Linked DNA regions of Homo sapiens: all the other regions are linked to region 1. A link is a contact called in ENCODE Hi-C or POLR2A ChIA-PET data. All regions are on one chromosome and are shown on one strand. Each heading gives the region's core, a stretch centred on a gene start or an enhancer-like site at or near the end of the contact. The rest is flanking DNA. Distances are from core to core; before and after follow the strand shown. Region 1 overlaps EFNA5 (ephrin A5). Region 2 has its middle 94 kb from the start of LINC01950. Region 3 has its middle 140 kb from the start of EFNA5.

Evidence for each region. Hi-C counts contacts between places; a loop is a spot of excess contacts on that map. ChIA-PET counts read pairs that join two places held with the same protein, here RNA polymerase II (POLR2A). Pooled maps may share reads with other maps.
Region 2: a map of Calu3 shows a loop between it and region 1 (2.8-fold over the local background). The contact joins two enhancer-like sites. A Hi-C loop is called at or near these places in 1 of 168 maps with a recorded cell type or tissue (Calu3) and 7 of 50 pooled maps. POLR2A ChIA-PET finds 5 or more read pairs at or near these places in 1 of 52 experiments (OCI-LY7).
Region 3: a loop to region 1 is called in a map of GM12878, with 2.4 times the contacts of the local background. The contact joins two enhancer-like sites. A Hi-C loop is called at or near these places in 1 of 168 maps with a recorded cell type or tissue (GM12878), 7 of 37 single-sample maps with no recorded cell type and 3 of 50 pooled maps.

What each region holds. Positions count from the first base shown.
Region 1 is chr5:107,386,958-107,389,729 of GRCh38, forward strand. It overlaps EFNA5 (ephrin A5), which reads right to left. Exons shown (of 5, transcript NM_001962.3): 3 at 749-814; 4 at 278-358. Among named protein-coding and RNA genes, the nearest start is that of EFNA5, 280 kb to the right of the region's middle. Within about 2 kb of position 1,339, at least 9 of the 41 ENCODE cell types and tissues checked have a DNase peak (open chromatin) inside an H3K27ac peak, as active enhancers do; they include GM12878, where a contact is called at or near this core.
Region 2 is chr5:107,103,393-107,106,092 of GRCh38, forward strand. No RefSeq gene overlaps it. Among named protein-coding and RNA genes, the nearest start is that of LINC01950, 94 kb to the left of the region's middle. Within about 2 kb of position 1,264, at least 2 of the 41 ENCODE cell types and tissues checked have a DNase peak (open chromatin) inside an H3K27ac peak, as active enhancers do.
Region 3 is chr5:107,811,390-107,814,277 of GRCh38, forward strand. No RefSeq gene overlaps it. Among named protein-coding and RNA genes, the nearest start is that of EFNA5, 140 kb to the left of the region's middle. RefSeq lists enhancers at 1,068-1,177, 1,278-1,377, 2,095-2,294. Within about 2 kb of position 1,317, at least 3 of the 41 ENCODE cell types and tissues checked have a DNase peak (open chromatin) inside an H3K27ac peak, as active enhancers do; they include GM12878, where a contact is called at or near this core.

The DNA of each region.
Region 1 (2,772 bases), core at 89-2,588:
AGTGAGATTTTAGCATTCCGATGGGGCTTCTATATTAGGATACTGCATTAGCTCAAACCCATTCCAAAAAAGAAAATTTTATTTTACCTAACATGCATTGCACAAAGATACTGGAGGAATGAGGTAGAATATAAGTCATATTAGCATCGCTAGCAATGAGCAAAAGCAGAACAACAACTATAACATGCAAACATGCAGAGAAGAAGAAAGGAAAAAAATACGGAAGCACCAGAGAAATAGATGCATTTGTTAAAAGAGATTCTCTAAGCATACTAACCTGCTGGTTCTAATGAATTTTCTACTTTGTCGTTAACATCGAAAACACGATCATGAACACCTATAGTTTTCATACAGCTATCTATAACAAAAATAGAGATAACAGCCAAATATGTTAGTGAAGACACCCTTAAACTCCCATTTCTTTCTTTTTTCTTTCTCTCCTTTTTTTCTTTTTTTATGTAGATTGTCTTACAATCAATGGCATGTTCCAAATGCCAATATTGTTCCCATTTGCTCTGCATGTACAACAGTCTAAGAAACAACAAGTTAGCAACTGCTGTGTACTTAAGTAAAAGCATCATGAAGAATGAGAAAAAATATGATGAAAACTAAAATATGAATGTTGATATACAAAACAGATACCACACAAGATTTAACAGTAAAAAAAAGTTTTACCGCCGTGAACCAGACCACACAATAAAGCATGCGCGGTGAAGCCACCCTCTGAAGCTCATTCTAGTGAACTTACTTGTTGGTCTCACAAAGACTTTGAGCTTTAGACAGGACCTTCTTCCATTATCTGGGATTGCAGAGGCTGTGGGTAACACAGAGAGAGAGCAGGAAAGAAAGAAGAGAACAACAACATATTACTCTTCATTTTCACATACAAATGATGAACAATAAATTCTTTCCTGACTTGAACAACAGGAACTTTCTCTAATTCCTCCTCCAAATTAAAACAAACAGTACTTTTCAGGTCTCACTGCTATAGAAAGGCTACTTTCATATCCTGAGTTTCTCTTTTCAATACAATAAAAGAATCATGCAAGAATGTGAGTAATCTGTGAAGAAATACTTTGGATTTTTATTTCAAAGTCTCTTCCATTTAACTTGATCTGTTATCAATTTTCTCTAAATCGAGAGGATAATGTGTGAGCCCTCCAGCTTTCACAGAGCCGCTCCTCCTCTGCTGCAGGAAAAGGGGCCCAACAGAGGCCCAAGGTGAAAGTGCCGGCAAAAACCAATAACAGAGAGTTACAAGGCAGACTTAAACGTGACCTATTTCTGCTGGGGAAAGCAGAGCTTTGTCTGTACTGAAAGCTTGTCTGTCAGTGCTTTTGCAGGTAATTCAATTAGAGGTTTTACTCAGAACTTGGCTCTGCATTCTATATGACTAACCCAAGCCCGGTAACTTCCATCATGCTATTATAAGTACAATATGCTATTGAGAAAGTACTATGTTGCAACGGTACATGTATTTTTTTTTTCAATTTGCCACAGAGAAGGATGGAATTAATAAAGTGGGCTTACCAAAACATGACAGCATGTTTCAAGTTATAAATCACTTGAGGAAGAAACTTTCTTCTCCTTTTCAAGATAATAAGACTGTAAACTTTCCCTATGGTTGAAAGATTATCTCCCCTGTGTACACACAGCAAAATGTCAAAGGAATTTCCAAGGGCAGTAAGGCCCTTAACAACCACATGTATTTACTAATGCATCCTAGAAATGACAAAAATTACAGAAACGAGCGTCGCATACTTTCCTCCCTATGTGTTTGCTTCAAGTGGTTTCTTTGTTCAGAAAAAGCAGATGACATCAATCAAATCACACATGGCTTACAATTAGTTTGGCAATACCCAAAGTGACAAAGAGGGATCGGCATTTGGTGTGTCTTCTCTCTCCTTTATTTTTATTTTTAAATTATTCCTCATGGGGAGCTGAGAACACAAAAATGCTTCTTTTGCAGGTGAGAGGATTCAATATACAAACTTCCAAACAAATTTTACACAGTCTCCTTATGTAATTCTAGATCCAAGTAACCCTCCTGGAGGAGAACTTCTAAATTCACCAACTAAATAATGTCAAGTAGTATAGGGTCCCCAGTGTCCCTATTCAACACCTGTTGAAAACTACTTTAATTTTAAAACAAAAGTGTAGAGAAAAAGTGTTTTTGGTCCTCCCTATCTCCCCTGGTTGCTCTGACAAGCAGTTAAGAAGTGCTAACAGCTGGCTTTGCTGTAGGCTTTCATTAAATCATAGCCAGAAAAACTCCCTCTACTGACATTTACAGTAACTAGTGTGTTATTTAGGGCACAATATTTGCACTCTGCGGTTTGATCCAGGAAATGGTGTCCTTCCTGTGGACCTCAACTGCAAATGTGCATGTCACAAATACAGTACACATAGGTGACTCCAATTCATTAGGAAAACCACGGGTTCCTGAGGGAGTATATGTCTTATTCATGAGAGTTAGTGTGAAAAAAGTGACACATGGATGTTCACACTGCTGTTCAATGAATTTCTGAGCTGAGATGAACTCACTTCAAGCCTTGTGAACTTGATTTGCTACATGCACATAACTGACTTTACAGATGATACTGCTAGATAAACAGGCTGAAGACAGAATCAAATGCTTAATTGGTTTAGCGAGGAGCTTCTTGGATTTAGTACAGGTCTTTCAGATTTTTCTTTAGGAGAAATAAATCCAGGACATGAAAATTATTGTAGGGCACATGGCAATAACTAAACAGCAAACGATACGCCTCCAGG
Region 2 (2,700 bases), core at 14-2,513, 280 kb before region 1:
AGGAACAGAGTGGCACGGCAGAGGAGAGAAGAGAAGAAGCATCTGAACGTCGAAGAGGCAGCTAGATGGTTGGAGATTATCTTCCCACTCCATCCCCTTTCCAGCTCCCCATCCCACTGAGAACCATCTTTATAACTCAATAAAACAGCACATGGAGAGTAATTACTAAATATTAATAAAATATTAACACAATATTGCTAGTGATCACTAAATATTAATAAAATATTTAATCCGATATGATTCACCAAGTTACACTGTCAATATCTTGCAAGAAAATTTGTATTGTCTTTATGAAAAGAATGAGTCATGTCTAACAATTAAATTCAGTCTAGCACGCTTTACAAAATTTACATTCTGGCTGATAAGATTGCAACAGACACACAAAATGAATCACAGGAGAAAGTGGAAAAATATTTTTGAATACCTGATCCTACAAACAAATACAATTGTTACAATTATAAATAATGAAATAACGTATTATTGTGCTTTTAGGAAATCATATTTTTTGGAAAAAACATAATGAGAAAGTAAAAAGAGTGATAATTATTACTACTATCATTAATACAAATATATTAATATTAAATTATAAATATTATAGTAGTAAAAATCATAATTGATTTTACTGCTACTACGTGCCATGCATTGCACCTTTTCCTGTAATTGTTTTATTGCTCATAACCACCCTGTGTGAAAGATGTTGTCACATTTTTGTAAATGAGGAAACTAAAACTCAGAGAGAATAGGTAATGTCATTTAATCAGGGTGAAGTTTCAAATCTAGATCTGCCTGAATTTAAAGACTGAGCTTTTTCTTTCATGCTATAGATAGGTGCAGATAAGACTGCCTTTGGGCAGTCTATTAAACTACTTAGCTCATAAAAACTAGAAAAGTAGAAAACTGAGTTATTTGTTTATTCTGGCTATAAAGATAACTAATTTAAAGCAGACAGAGGCAGCTTCCATCTCAGATGAGAACCACCTTTATAACTCAATAAAACCTCCGCATTCACCATCCTTCAAGACCTGATTCTTCCTGGACACTGAACAAGGACCTGGGTACCAAGATGGCAGGCTGTAAAAGGCTCTCGCCCTGACTCTACACTGCTCTGGTTAACACTTAGCCGTCAGTGGACAGCAACTGCTAAAAGAGCATTGTAATACATTTGGACAATCCTGTGGGGCCAGCACAGGGCCTGCTCCCACCAGAGAGAAGTGGCCAGCCGTTCCAGCTTTCCTTCGCTCCAGTTTCTGCACTCGCTTAATTTGCATGCTTCCTCCTGTGAGGAGTGGCCAGAGGCAGGCTGAGTGAAATGAGCCTCTCCAGTTCCTGCTCACAAAGGAGTCAGGGAGCTCCCCAATTTCACTAAGACACTTGGTCCAACAGTGGCCCAAGGAACTGAATGTTACCAGTAACCACTGAATGATTTAGGTAGTGGATCATTTACCATTCTAGCCGCCAGATGACACTGCTGACACCTGGCTGACAGCATGACTATAACCTTGTGAGCGACCATGAAATAGAGAGCCAAGCTAAACTGTGCTCAGATTCCTGACCCAGAGAGACCTTGAGATTAAAAAGTGTGGGTCCTTTTAAGAAGCTCAGTTTCAGAGCAACCAGGGACATAGTAATGGGTAACTAACACAATCCATTTAAGTCGCTTCTGTGTCTAGCATCCAAAAGTTCCTGACAATTTGTTTAAAAATATTTTTTTCATAGAATAAAAAAGAAGCAGCAAGATGAACAGCATTAAGAAAAGATGAAGTTTTAGTAACAGTCTCAGTGGCCTTGAAACTGTCTAAACAAGTGACATAGCATGAGTTCTTTTTCAGGGTCCCTTGTTTCTTGTTTTTAATTTTAACCACAAAGGAGGCAATCTTTAACTTTTAAAAAAGTCTTTAAAAGTTTAGGAATAATTTAAATGCACTTAACAGTTAAGTACTTTAAAAACTTTCAGGAAAATATGTAACAACTAGCAAAAATGAAAAATTCTCCCAGAAGACTTAAAAAAAATTATTTTTCCCTTAGGAGTATTGAAAGAGTAAGTAGAAGAAAGACTGAACAAGTTTAAGATAGAAAATAGAAATTCCGTGGTTTCTTTTTCCTTACCAAATCAGAAAATCACTACATAATAGACTGAAAATAACTTGTTTGAAGTTAGGGACATTTTGATGTAGGGAACATTTATCAAAAGACTGAAAAGACTCAGTGCAAATGACAAAATCAAAATAGCACCTCAGCTGAAAAATGTAGATGAAGCAAATGTTTATAAGCAAGCTATAAGTCGTATTTCAAGTCCTTGCCACCAAAGGGGACCTTAGAAATGTTCTAATCCAGTCTAATTCATACTGTAGGTGAGAGAACTGAGGCCCAGAACAGTTACAGTACTTTCTAAAGCTCAAGCAATTAGTCAATACAGAGCAAGGGTTGCTTTTATATCTTTGAACTCCAAGTTCTTTTCTTTTAGAAAATATTACAACTATATATTACAGACATTTATAATTGGGAGTGCCCTAGGAGAATTGAAGATGGAGTCCACAGAGCTCCCAATATTCTCCAACTACACATTTTCAGCCTTGCCATACCAAACTGCCCTAAAAAACAAACCCAAGGAGGAGCCTGCCATGAGAACCAGCCCCATCATCCAAAAGTGGGATTCAGTTTGGAAGCACTGATAGCAAAATAACAATTGTTTATAACTGG
Region 3 (2,888 bases), core at 67-2,566, 420 kb after region 1:
GAAACACAAATAGTTAGAGCTAGGGGTCAATACTTGGAACTCAAGAATGCTGGTAATGAGCCTGATGGCAAGTTGGAAATGGGTTTTCAATACGATCACTTGACAAACATGATTTTTACGACTTTGAGCTTCAACCACAGGCCATGTTATTGGACAGACATGTGAATAGGTAAATGTCTAACTACTATTTCTGTATTTCTATAATATTCTTCCCTTTGGGGCCATCAGGACAATCTACCAGGTCTAGGAATCAGACTACTTTCTGAATCTGAAAGGGGGCTGATGGCAGCTACCAGGATTTGGGAACTAGGAAGAACGAATAATGACAAAACAGTTTAAGAAAAGATGAAAGAACTACTTTGGAGCAGAATTGGCTAGAAGAAATGTTAATGGCCTGCCTTCATGGTGTTGTACAGAAAATGAAATACTGAGAAGCCACAAAGAGAGCCCATCCCTGTGGTATAACTGTGAGGCATAATAGGAGGAATTTAAAAAGAAAAACTTGAGACAGGCATTAGGAAACAGACAGAACTTCCATATTCCCAGAAAGAAGGTGAGCACATTGAAGGCATTTAAAAACTGAGGTTGAATTAAACTCTAGGAAATATTTTCTCTTGTCGGCAACAATTCTCTGCTGGCCCAGTGGGACAGAGTACATCATCTAACGAGACATTTTTATTTCTAATTTCTTTAACTCCATGGAAAATCCTTCCTGAATTCTCCGCAACTCTCTGTGGTGTTTACTAAGTGAAATAACTTAGTGCCCTCCACAGCCTTCACTAACTTAGTATCCATTCGCTCTTCCAAATCAATAATAAACACATTAAATAACATTGGTCCCCATACAGACCCCAAATGCACCACACTATTAACCTCTCTCCACTCCAGGAAACCAGCAGTCACTCTGTCTCCCACGGCTTAGCTGGTTTTGTAGAAATCTCCAGCCTTTGACTGCTCCTGCCCAGCTGAAAGAAGGGTCTAACTCCACTTCTGCTCTTTCCTGGTTAACACTGCAGGGCTCTCTGGTGGAAGCCTGCACCCCTGGGGCAGTGGCTGCAGGTAACACTAGTCTATTTGATGGGAGGCCTAAGAGTTTCAGCAAGGAAGGAAAGCAAGATGGAAAAAAGTTTATTGTTCTTACTGAAAACCCAATTGCACTGCCATTTTTCAATTCCATTGAGAAATGTCAATGTTCTTTCCCACCGTCTGGCGGAGGCAGATTTGACCAGGTGTCTCCACACAGAGTGGGTTCTCACAGTTGGGCTGCGTGTGTGTCATAAAGCTAAATAAGGAGCCAGTTCAGTCCGCCACCCCCCTTCGCTTCTGCCGGCCAGACACACTTCCCCATATGACAGTCTTATAAATAGCTGCTAAGCAGCTGGTCCTCCTCTCACCTCCTGACTCTGTCAGAATCCCCCACTAGAAGCCCCTGACAGTCATGCAGCTGGGAGCTCCCCTTTTCTCTTCTTCTCTCCTCTCCACTCCCTACCTCTGACATATGGCCGCCACCTCAACAATGCCCACTGAAACCAGCCAGGGACTGACTTCCATGGGAGAAGGGATCAAGCAGGCTGAGGGCTGGATCTGACCACTGAAGCAAACTGTCACCCAAGTAAACAGGGGAATGGAAGGTTGGGAGACACCACAGTGAGACACCAGGCAGCCCACAGTACAGCGGCCAGATGGCTGACCCAGCAAAAATCCCAGGAATCTTTCTGGAGTGAGTCAAACATTATAAATATCTGTGGGACTCCGTGATGCTTCTAACTATATATGTACATATTCGAAAATAGTTTTGGACAAATAAATATAGGATGAAATGTATTATTATTAACTTTTACAAAGTTCCAACAATGTGTTCAGAGTTCAAATGAGGGTAGGATTTAGGATAAAGAAAATACAGGAAACAATTAAAGATTTGGAAGCCAATACATGATAAGAAGATAACAAAACAGAAATGGTGCTTTGTTTCTAAATATTGTTGGTTTTCATGAAAGAAGAAGCTCTAGCTGATAGGGTATTATAGCTGCAGGTATGGGCAGAGAGAGTCAAGTCAATTTCACAGGAACTTATTGAGTGCCCACTATGTGCTAGGCACAGGGAATGCAGAGTTATCCCCAGCCTTGATCAGCCCAGACAAGTAGAAGGCCAGTAGATGTTATAGAAGGTGGAAAGGTCAATTTTGCTTTTGGGGTAGAGAGTCGTGGAAGTCTACAGAGAGGACACAGGACAATCTAGGCTGTAGGAATAGCAGGAGTTCAGGCAAGAAGATGCCCACGTTCCCACAGGTCTAAGAAACAGTGGACAGGTCCCCCTGGCATAGCAGGTATAGTGTGGGAGGCGGGGACCTGCTCAAGCATGCTGGAGTGGGCATGCGGCTTGGGGAAGAGGACTTAGACATGAGAAAATGAAACCATTGAACAAAGTGTGCAGTAACCACAAGCTAATGCTGAAATTTCAGATCTCAGTTGTCACCTAAAGAACTCACCCCTTCTTGGTTCTCCTCACATAGGCTATTCTGAAAGTTTATTTTTATTTATTTATTGAGACAGAGTCTCACTCCATCACCAGGCTGGAGTGCAGTGCACTATGTTGGCTCACTGCAACCTCTGCCTCCCAGGTTCAAGCGATTCTTGTGCCTCAGCCTCCCATGTAGTTGGGACAATAGGCACCTGCCGTCAAGCCTGGCTAATTTTTGTATTTTTAGTAGAGAAGGGGTTTCTCCATGTTGACCAGGCTGGTCTCGAACTCCTGGTCTCAAGTGATCCACCCACCTCAGCCTCCCAAAGTGTTGGAATTAGGCATGACCCACCACACGCGGCCTAATCCGAATGTTCAAATAGATCATAGTTTAAATCTCCTATCAAAGAGTCATCCTTGAACCATGG